Linked DNA regions of Homo sapiens: region 1 is linked to region 2. The links are chromatin loops, found by intact Hi-C in ENCODE. Cell type or tissue: IMR-90. All regions are shown on one strand. Each heading gives the region's core, and the rest is flanking DNA. Links, peaks and the distances in the headings are about the cores only.

What was found. Hi-C counts contacts between places; a loop is a spot of excess contacts. Peaks named below come from ENCODE experiments on the same cell type or tissue, not always from the same donor. Only the 100,000 strongest peaks of a DNase experiment are listed, where the experiment ranks them.
Region 1: it touches region 2 in a loop (3-fold over the local background); 11 of 110 quality-filtered maps call a loop at or near these places.

What each region holds. Positions count from the first base shown.
Region 1 is chr1:45,639,525-45,644,913 of GRCh38, forward strand. It overlaps GPBP1L1 (GC-rich promoter binding protein 1 like 1), which reads right to left. Exons shown (of 13, transcript NM_021639.5): 7 at 2,903-2,975; 8 at 686-879. Among named protein-coding and RNA genes, the nearest start is that of CCDC17, 18 kb to the left of the region's middle. In IMR-90, for the core only: no CTCF peak of the experiment used is centred there; no DNase peak of the experiment used is centred there; H3K27ac peaks cover 308 bases.
Region 2 is chr1:45,878,522-45,883,910 of GRCh38, forward strand. It overlaps MAST2 (microtubule associated serine/threonine kinase 2), which reads left to right. Exons shown (of 29, transcript NM_015112.3): 4 at 3,843-3,874. The region is part of intron 2 of LOC105378694 (a long non-coding RNA gene); the gene reads right to left. Among named protein-coding and RNA genes, the nearest start is that of MAST2, 78 kb to the left of the region's middle. In IMR-90, for the core only: a CTCF peak has its summit at 3,262 (motif pointing left); DNase peaks (open chromatin) are centred at 2,600 and 3,260; H3K27ac peaks cover 374 bases.

The DNA.
Region 1 (5,389 bases), core at 110-5,109, 240 kb before region 2:
GAGACCAGCCTGGGCAACAAAATGAGATTCTGTCTCTACAAAAAATAATTAAAAAAAAAAAAAAAAAAATGGCTGGGCGTGGCGGCTCACGCCTGTAATCCCAGCACCTTGGGAGGCCGAGGCGGGCGGATCACGAGGTCAGGAGATTGAGACCATCCTGGCTAACAACGGTGAAACCCCGTCTCTACTAAAAATACAAAAAAACACCGAGCCGGGTGTGGTGGCGGGCGCCTGTAGTCCCAGCTACTCGGGAGGCTGAGGAAGAATGGTGTGAACCCAGGAGGTGGAGCTTGCAGTGAGCTGAGATCGTGCCACTGCACTCCAGCCTGGGTGACAGAGCGAGGCTCCATCTCAAAAAAACAAAACAAAACAAAAAATAAAATAAATAAAAAAAATAGCCGGGCATAATGGCGTGCCCCTGTAGTTTCAGCTACTTGGGAGGCTGAGGTCACACTGAGCCATGATTGTGCCACTGCATTCCAGCCTGGGTGACAGAGTGAGACCTTGTCTCAAAAAAATAAAGAAAAAGAAAAAAAAAAAAGCAAAGAAAGCTGTATACATATAACAGGTACTGAAAGAATATCTGGTGACTGATGCGGCAAGAAAAAACAAATTTATTAATTTTTTCCTGATTTATTCCCAAACCTCTCTTGTATAAGGTTCTTGCCCTGATTCTAAATCATACCTTGGAAGGAGGTGGTACAGGCTTAGGAACCAGGTTCTTATAGACACTTGGAACCACGGATGACAATTTGTTCCCATTTGCATGGTGAGATCCTGGTGAGGTGAATGCAGCAGAGAAGGCAGCAGCAGGATCCTCTTTGGAAACTTTTTTGATAACTAGCATCTTGGAGGGTTGCTTGGCACTAGGCGGGTTTTCTGTGAAGTACAAGAGTGGAGAGACAACAGAATGTCAAACCTGTTGTGTAACATGAAGCATAGTTTATACAAAGGCCTTAGTCAACAAAACAGCTGACAGTTGAGACAGAGGGATTAAACATTCCCTGGTATGCACTTAATAGATACTCTCAAAAGTGAGACTACTCAGGAACTGTACAAAAAAATGCAGCATATGAGGAACTGGATACTAAATTTATAAATCAGCCAGGAAGTCCAAAGATGTTAGCAGTCCTTCAGGGGCACAATATGTCTGATGGACAGTGTGATCAGTTAAGCATGAACCCAACAAGAATAAATCCAAGCGCCAGGCACTGTGGCTCATGCCTGTAATCTCAGCACTTGGAGGTGCTGAGGTGGGCAGATCACTTGAGTCCCAAGAGTTCGAGACCAGCCTGGGCTGGCAAACCCTGTGGCAAATCCCCATCTTTACAAAAAATACAAACATTAGCCAGGCATGGTGGTGCACACCTGTGGTCCCAGCTACTTAGGAGGCTGAGGCGGGAGAATCACTTGAGCCCAGGTCGAGGCTGCAGCGAGCCATGACTGTGCCACTGCACTCCAGCATGGATGACAAAGTCAGACCCTAACTCAAAAAAACAAAAACAAAACAAAAAAAAACACCTAAAAGTAGCAGCTCCTGTCAGCATGAGAATAGAGAGATGAGGTAATCAGGGATTGGAGTCTGCCATGAAACCCTCTGATGAGGCAAACTGGAGCAAAGGTATACACCATTAGCAAAGAGGAGAAGGTACATCGATCAATCTTAATCCTACAATACTGGATTCTAAACCCATCATTTAGATATGTTAAAGACTTCCCATGTTCTTGGCTATCAACATGTCTAATGAAGAAACCAGGAGAGTCCAATTTGTAAATGCCAAAGATCCCAATGCCACAGATGAGGTTTGGTTTGAAATACAGATTCCTATCGCACCACTGCACTCTAGCCTGGGCGACAGAGTGAGATTCTGTCTCAAAAAACAAAACAAAACAAAACAAAAAACCACAAACATATATATACACACACATACACATAAACACACACACACACACACACACACACGAATATTTAAACATACATATATATGAATGTTTAAGAATATATTGTTATGGGCTGGGTATGGTGGCTCACGCCTGTAATCTCAGCACTTTGAGAGGCCGAGGCAGGCGGATGATGAGGTCAAGAGATCGAGACCATCGTGGCCAACATGGTGAAACCCCATCTCTACTAAATAACAAAAATTAGCCGGGCGTGGTGGCATAGGCCTGTATTCCCAGCTACTTAGGAGGCTGAGGCAGGAGAAAAGCTTGAATCCGGGAGGCTGAGGTTGCAGTGAGCTGAGATCTCGCCACCGCACTCCAGCCTGGCAACAGAGTGAGACTCCATCTCAAAAAAAAAAAAAAAAAAAAGTAAGTGAAGTAGCAATGTTAATTAAGTTACTTTTCATGAACTTTTTCTACTTAAAATCTGCTTCCATGTTGGCTACGGTGGCTCATGCCTGTAATCCCAGCACTTTGGGAGGCCAAGATGGGTGGATCACTTGAGGCCAAGAATTCAAGACAAGCCTGATCAACATGGTAAAACCCTGTCTGGACTAAAAATACAAACATTAGCCAGGCATGGTGTAGTCCCAGCTAGGGAGGTGGAGGCTGCAGTGAGCTGAGATTGCGCCACTGCACTACAGCCTGGGCAACAGAATGAGACTGTCTCAAACAAACAGACTAACAAACACCACCAAAACAACTGCTTCCAAATTCACGGTTCTATAAGTTCTCAGTTGTCTGTATTTTGACTCTACTACCATGGTAACATTTCAGTGGTGTTTGGGGGTTGGGCGGTGGGGTAGGGGGCAGAATAACCCGCTACAGTCAGATGTTAGTTACCATGGGCAAATGCATGAGATGAGAAACAAGAGATAAAAAGAGATAAGGAATCTTTGCTCCCCTCCCTGCTAAGAAAAAATTTTAAAGTTGTGCCTTTAAAATGGCAAAATCTACCTACCCCATACTCCAGAAGGTGTCCCAATAGGTCTGCATGGCTGATGCTGTTTGCCAGCTTCTGGATTCAAGGAAGGCTAGGAAAAAAGGGATATGAATGGTTGATACAGAAAGCTGATCATTTTGGCACTTTTCACAAAGTAGCCATCACCATGGAACCTATCAAATAATTACATATTTTACATATTAGCAACACTTACTAATTTGACACTGTATTCAGAAACGTAACAAACAGAAAATATCAAAACACAAAATCAATAGGTATTATGTTAATATTAGGTTCTCCTGAGTTTCATTTCCTTTGATATAAGGGATTTCATTTATTTTAAATAAACAGACTAAATGTGCGAATTCCCACTTTCCTATAGGATATGTATGCCAAATAAGGAGGCACTGAAAGTTAGATGAACAAGAATGTGGATCATTTTCCTCAGATTAAAGGAGGACAATGTGGTCAGTGAAATGTATAGTATTCACTGCATTTCTAAGATGGGTGTAGGGCAGGGGCAGACCATATGCCAAGGACTGTGCTAGAAATACAATAAAGAGCCCCTGTCTTCACACGGGTCACAGTTTTGCTATAAAAACTTCTAGACAAGTTAAGTACAATAAAAGGTTACAAGGACGATGAAAAAAATTCATATTAGGGAAGAAGGAGTACTCAGTAAGAAACATCAATTCTACTTGAAAGAGAAGTGCTATCAGAAAAGGCTTTACTAACAGGTGATTTAAGAATCCTTAAAGATGAATTCCAAAGCTGGAAAAACGGTAATTCCAGGAACAGAAAGCATTAAAAAGAACAGAATATTCAGGTCTGCAAATAGTTCAGCATGAGTAGTGCTAGGGAAGGAGGGGACCCTTCTGTGGGGAAAGAGGTATCTGGCAAAGCAGGCAAGAGCCAGCTTGTGGAGGATTTCTTAGGGGAGATTAAGTTTTATTCTACAGGTAATGAGGATCCATCTTTCATGCAGTTAACATTATCTAATTATCAACTTACAACCGTCACTCTAGTAGCAGCTTAAAGGATGGATCTGAGGTATTTAAACATCAACTAAGAGACCATTAGGAGATCAATTCCATAGTCCGGGAGGGTAATAAAGGTAACAGAAGTAGAGAACGAGATAAGGGAAAGGGCAGGGAAGAGTTAAGAGCAATAGACTAGACTTAATAACTAATCGTATGACACTGCTGTCCTAGCCCAAACTTTACGATCTGGTAACAGGGTAGGAGAATGGCTTTTTTTTTTTTTTTTTTTTTTTTTTTTTGTGACAGAGTGTCACTCTGTTGCCCAGGTTGGAGTACAGTGGCACAATCCTGGCTCATTGCAACCTCCACTTTCCAGGTTCAAGCAATTCTCCTGTCTCAGCTTCCTGAGTAACTGGGATTACAGGTGCGCACCACCACACCCAGCTAATTTTTGTATTTTTAGTACAGACAGGGTTTCACCATGCTGGCCAGGCTGGTCTCGAACTGACCTCAAGTGATCCACTCACCTTGGCCTCCCAAAGTGCTGAGATTACAGGCATGAGCCACTGTGCCCAGCAGGAAAATGGCTTTTCAGCACAATTGCCTGTGAACATTATACAAACAACAAAAAGACACCCAGGCTCCACTACAGAGCTTCAGAATCAGAATCTCCAGGGGCAGGGCCTCTAGCAGGTATGTATTTTCCAAGCAATCAAGGTGAGAACCACTACAATAGGAGAACAAGCACAAATGCAAATGAAACTACCAACTCTCTATATAAGTGGACAAATCAGTGACAGATTTTCAAGGACAGGTAAATACATTCCTCTAGATGGAGTGGTAGAGGCAGAAGGAGTGCCCAGCCATAAAAGCTGTGGTTGTTTCCTTGTTTCATTTTAATAGGCATGTTGTACCCAGGGTTCTCAGAGACAATGCTCCTATTTATACAGTATCTTTGATCTCTTTCTACTGTTTTAAAAAATACAGTTTTAAAACTTGTAAAATATAAACAGGAAAAATATAAAACAAATGAATAAGTTAATGGGTAAAAGTTCTTTTAAACACTACATGGTTTAAGCAACATAACATTACCAGACAAACCAGAAAGACATTACAAATCTCATTAGAAAAAAACCCCAAAACTACTCATACTTATGGTGATCACTGCATTTTTTTTTTTTACTAACCCATTGTGTCTCCCTTGACACTATAGTTTTGTCTCCAAAAACAATCTCAGCTTTTAATCTACTAGTTTTTAGAAAATCTTAAGCCTCTTTCTATAAATTGGTAGTTGGTTCTAGAGGTTACAGAATCCTTAGTGGTTTTGTATTCTTCCATTAGGAGACACACACAAATAACATGTGGTTGTGCTTCTTTTAGTGATGCTGGCAGACACTGGTGCTCATAGCCTAAAACTGTCAGCTCAATACAAGATGCAAAAACAATGATCTAATTTTACAATTCTTTATAAAGTAGTATACTTCCATAAATAGGAACTTCCCCTATTTGGCAATTCAACAGTACA
Region 2 (5,389 bases), core at 275-5,274:
TTAACATCTTATAGAAAATTCTAGAAAATGGAAAGAAGTAAAGCTCCCTATTATAGAAGATATGATTGTTTATATAGAAAAAATCTAAGGAATGTACAAAACATTTATGATTAATAATAATTTTACCAAAGTATAGGATACATGGTCAATATAAAAATTAATTGAATTTCTATAAACATGCAAGCAATTGGAAAATGAAATAAAAGTTTTTATTTATAATAGCTTTAAAAAATCTACTTAGGGATGAGCTTAATAAAAGGAGTGCAAGGTGTTTTTGTTAAAAACGATAAAACATTGCTTAGAGTAATTAAAGAACTCGGTAAATGGAGAAGTACTATGTTCATGTATTATAAGACTTGATATTTTGAGATATCACTTCTTTCCAAATTGATGTATAATCCCAGCAGGCTTTTTTTTTTTTGGTAAAAATTAATAATTGGATTCAAAAATTCAAATCGAAATGCAAGAATCTAGAATATCTAAAGCAATCTTGGAAAATAATAAAGTTAAAGGACTGTACAATCTGACTTTAGGACTAAATATAAAACCACAGAATCATGATAGTGTGGTGCTTGCATAGGGCAGAAAAATAGATCAGTAGGATGCAATAGAGAGCCCAGAAAGGTTAAAAAAAAAATTGTTAGGGAAAGGACAGTGTTTTCAATAAATGGTATTGAAATAAGTGGATATCCATATGAAAAAAAATGAACCTTAATTTCATCTCACATACTACCTCAAAATTAATTTTCACTCATCAAAAGGCTCTACTGGCCTGGCATGGTGGCTCACGCCTGTAATCCCAACACTTTGGGAGGTTGAGGCAGGTGGATCACCTGAGGTCAGGAGTTCTAGACCAACTTGACCAATATGGTGAAAACCCATCTCTACTAAGAATATAAAAATTAGCTGGGCATGGTGATGGGTGCCTGTAATCCCAGCTACTTGAGAGGCTGGGGCAGGAAAATCACTTGAACCCAGGAGGTGGAGGTTGCCGCACGCCGAGATTGCACCACTGCGCTCCAGCCTGGGTGACAGAGCGAGACTCCATCTCAAAAAAAAAAAAAAAAAAAGGCACCACCAATAACTTTAGTAGGCAAGCCACAGATTAGAACATATTTATAAAACACATATGACAAAGGACTTGTATTTAGAAGATTATGAAGAGCTCTTATAATTCAATAGTAAAAAGATAACTCAATTTTTAAAAAGGTAAAAAAATTTTAAGATACTTCACAAAGGAATATATATTGATGGTTAATAAGCACATGAAAAGATACTCAACATCGTTAGTCATCAGGAAAATGATTAAAGCCACAATGAGATACCCGTACACACCTAAATGGCTAAAATGTAAAATGACTAAAATATAAAAAGCTGATACCATGTATTGGCATGAATGTAGAGTAGTTCGAACTTTCTTATATTATTAATGTGAACATAACATGTATTAGCTAGGATGTGAAGCAGTTGAAACTCTCATACATTGTTAATGGGAATGTAGCATGGTATAATCACTTTAGAAAAAGGTCTGGTAGCTTCTTATAAATCTAAATATATATCTACCCTTTAACTGAGTAATTCTACACTTTTAGGGATTTACCCAAGAGAAGTGAAATATAGCTTGTCAAAAAACATGTTATAGGAATGTTAATAGCTGAAAAATGGAATTGGAGAAACGATAAATTAACTGGGGTATATTATTCATATTGCCATTGTTACCTGCAACAACATGGATAAATCTCACAAATACTATGCTGAGTTGAAGAAGCCTATGTAAAAAGGTTTATATTTGTATGGTTCCATTCATATGAAGTTTTGAGGAAGTAAAAGTAATCTGTGGTGACATAATGAGAATAATATTTGCTTGGGGTAGGAAGATAGTGGTTTGTTTGGGGATTTACGAAGAAAGGACATGGTGGAACTTTCTGGATTGATGGACATGTTCTATATTTTGATAGAGATTTAGGTTATCTGAGTATATGTACTTAACAGACTTATCAATTGGCATACGTAAGATTAAGTAATTTAAGATTTGTACAGTTGAATGTTTGTAAATTTACCTAGAAAAACACACAAAAGAATTGCAATCAAATACTGAATTTTAGCAAAAATAATTTTATAAAATAAGCGAATTTTACAAAAATAAGGCATATTAAACTTATTGTGAAAAGTAAACCGGCTGGGCGTGATGGCTGACACCTGTAATCTCAGCACTGTGGGAGACCAAGGTGGGAGGATCACTTGAGGTCAGGAGTTTGAGACCAGCCTGGCCAACATGGTGAACCCCTGTCTCTACTAAAAATACAAAAAAATTAGCTGGGCATGGTGGTGCATGCCTGTAATCCCAGCTGGAGGCTGAGGCAGTAGAATCGCTTGAACCCAGGAAGTGGAGGTTGCAGTGAACCGAGATCGGCCAGCCTGGGTGACAGCGTGAGACTCCATCTCAAAAAAAAAAAAAAAAGAAAAGAAAAAAGCAAATCTATAAAATGTTTAGAAGAAAATATAAGCACATATATTCATGACTGTGTATGAGGGATATATTTCTTACATGGACAGTTGTTTTGGAGAGCAATTTGGAATATCCAGTACTTTATGACTCAGTAGTTCAACATCCAAGAAACTTTTTCTACATGCGCACTAGGAAACAACTACAAGAATGTTTACAAGAGTATTGTTTTAATGGAGAAGAAAAAGATGGAAAGAAAATTAAATTTCCATTTACTAGAGAATAGATAAATAAATATTGGTATATTCATAGACTGGACCACTGTCTGAAGATCAGTGAACTAAAGTGAAATATATCCACATGGGTGAATCTCCCAGTTTTCATAATGTTGGCTGATGTCAACAGAGGAATACATATAATATAATACCATGTATATATAATTTTAAAACATGTAAAACAATACTACTAATTTTTTACAAATCCAAAAACACGTATTGAAAATATTTAAAAAATTAAGAATAGTTGTTAATTTAGGACTGGTGGGAGGTGGGACTTGATACACTTGGAAAGCAAGTCACAGGGGCCCCAGCTGTTATCGTAAAGGTTATTTCTTATGCCAGTGGTGTGTGAAGTCATCTCTTTGTTATATTATTAACTATACTACTTTATTTGTCTAAAATATTTTCTAGTTATCACCCACTGCCCCTAATCCTATTTCATTCCTTCTGTATGCTTGCCACTAATGCCCTTTACAATTCAGCAGCAGTTAATGGCTGGCCTAGAGTGCCTGTAATCTACACTGGGGAGATGGTTCCATCTAGTGGGAAAAATGTTGCATGTATTCTATGAGACATTCCTTTTAGGAAGGAAGGATAAAGAAGTAATAGTTTGCCTGAGTGCTTTTATTTCACAAAAATTTAAGAGACAGGCTGGGCATGGTGGCTCACACCTGTAATCCCAGTACTTTGGGAGGCCGAGGCGGGCGGATCACGAGGTCAGGAGATCGAGACCATCCTGGCTAACACGGTGAAACCCCGTCTCTACTAAAAAAAAAAAAAAAAAAAAAAAAAAAAAATTAGCCAGGCGTGGTGGCGGGTGCCTGTAGTCCCAGCTACTCAGGAGGCTGAGACAGGAGAAAGGCGTGAACCTGGGAGGTGGAGCTTGCAGTGAGCCAAGATTGCGCCACTGCACTCCAGCCTGGGAGACAAAATGAGACTCCGTCTCAAAAAAAAAAAAAAATAAATAAAATTTAAGAGGCAAAGAAAAAGTTGTTATTTAGAAATATGTGGCCTTTTCCATTATTAAGATAATGCTGTGAATTTCCTAGGACATTTAGGTAGACCAACAGGACTCAGATGGGTTCTTATTTCTAACTTGCATATGTTTTGTTTTTCAGAAGGAGTTGAGCCTTCCAAGAAGAGGCAGCTTGTAAGTAGATGATTATTACCATTATGATTATGATCTCCTACTTAGGAACCCCTCTTGGGAACATTTCCCACTATCATGTGGAGGAATCCCGCTCAGTACACAATTTCTTTCTGTGTACTCCTATCTGAGCTAGGGAAGCCAGCAGGCCAACTGACTTCTCCCACTAGGTCAGATCTTCCCCTCCTCCCCATTCCTCCCGACCTCCAAACCTCTTCCCTCTCAGTTTCTACATAGCATTCTGGGAAAGTTACAACTTAAATATTCATCACAGTCTTATACTTGTGCTTTGGGATTTACTGAGTTTTCGTAGACTCAAGCTAAGGAAGTAGGAATATTAAAATGGAAACCCTTTGCATTTACATCTATCCGGTAACATGGTATGAGGAGAAGACCAACTTTTCTGATAAGTTGAGGCAAGGCCAGCTAAGTTTGGAGACTATGTTGAATGGAATAGGTTCCCAACCTGTTTGGTTTTTTTCTGGCTTCAGGGTTAGGGGAGATTAATAAATAGTCTTTGCCCCTGGATTTTAATTTCTTAAATTCTCTTGGACTGCTTTTCCTCTAGGAATTCTGTTGGGGCAGTATTAGAAATTTGGCCAATCAGAATCTCCTGGAATGTTTGTTAAAGTGCAGAGTGTGAACTTAATGCATTAAAATCTCTGTGTTGGGGCCCAAAAACCTGTACTGTATATACCTAAAACATACTCATATTTACCATGATTTACTAGTAAAGTCACATCTGGGGAACCCTAAGGAAATAGAGCTGTGATAAAACAATGGCTTTTAAACTTTTCCTTAACAAAAAAAGAGATGTAATTAAGGAGGAGATCACAACAGCATTCATATTTATTAAGTATACTTTATATACACATCATATGCAATTTTTAAATGTTTAAATGAAACATGTAGTAATTCTTTCTGTTACTGTCCATTTTAGGATTTTGTTTTGTGAAAAATGCTCTAGTGATTAAATTTTCCTCTGAGGTTTTTGTGAAGCCTTTTGGGCTGTTTACGAAAACTTATTTTGGTTTGATATGAAGAGGCTTGAGTCAGAAAACTCATAAGGTTCAGTCTTGACCATGCCATTTAACTAGCTTTGTAAACCTAGACAAATCACTTTATCTTCTTAAACCTCAGTTGCCTTATCTATAAAATGAAGATAATGTTACCTGTGTTTTCTTCTTACTAAGCCTGTTAGAAGGATCACTTAATATATGTATAGTGCTTTATTACTTATAGTTTAATTTTAATATATATTAGTTTTAGAATTCTTAATGGGTTAAATTTGGATGAATTCTATTATTTAAGAGGCACATTTTAAATTTTAAATTCAGTTTCTAGCAGTGGATATTCAGTCTAGCTTCACAAGTGTCCTGAGTCTTCTGTAAATGGCAAGGGCTCTACCAGGACTCTTAGAGGAATGAGACACCAAATAGGTATGCATAACTGAAAAGGAGTAGCTTTTCAGCATCATAGTCAGGAAATATTTGTACTTGGTCATTTTTCTACTATTTC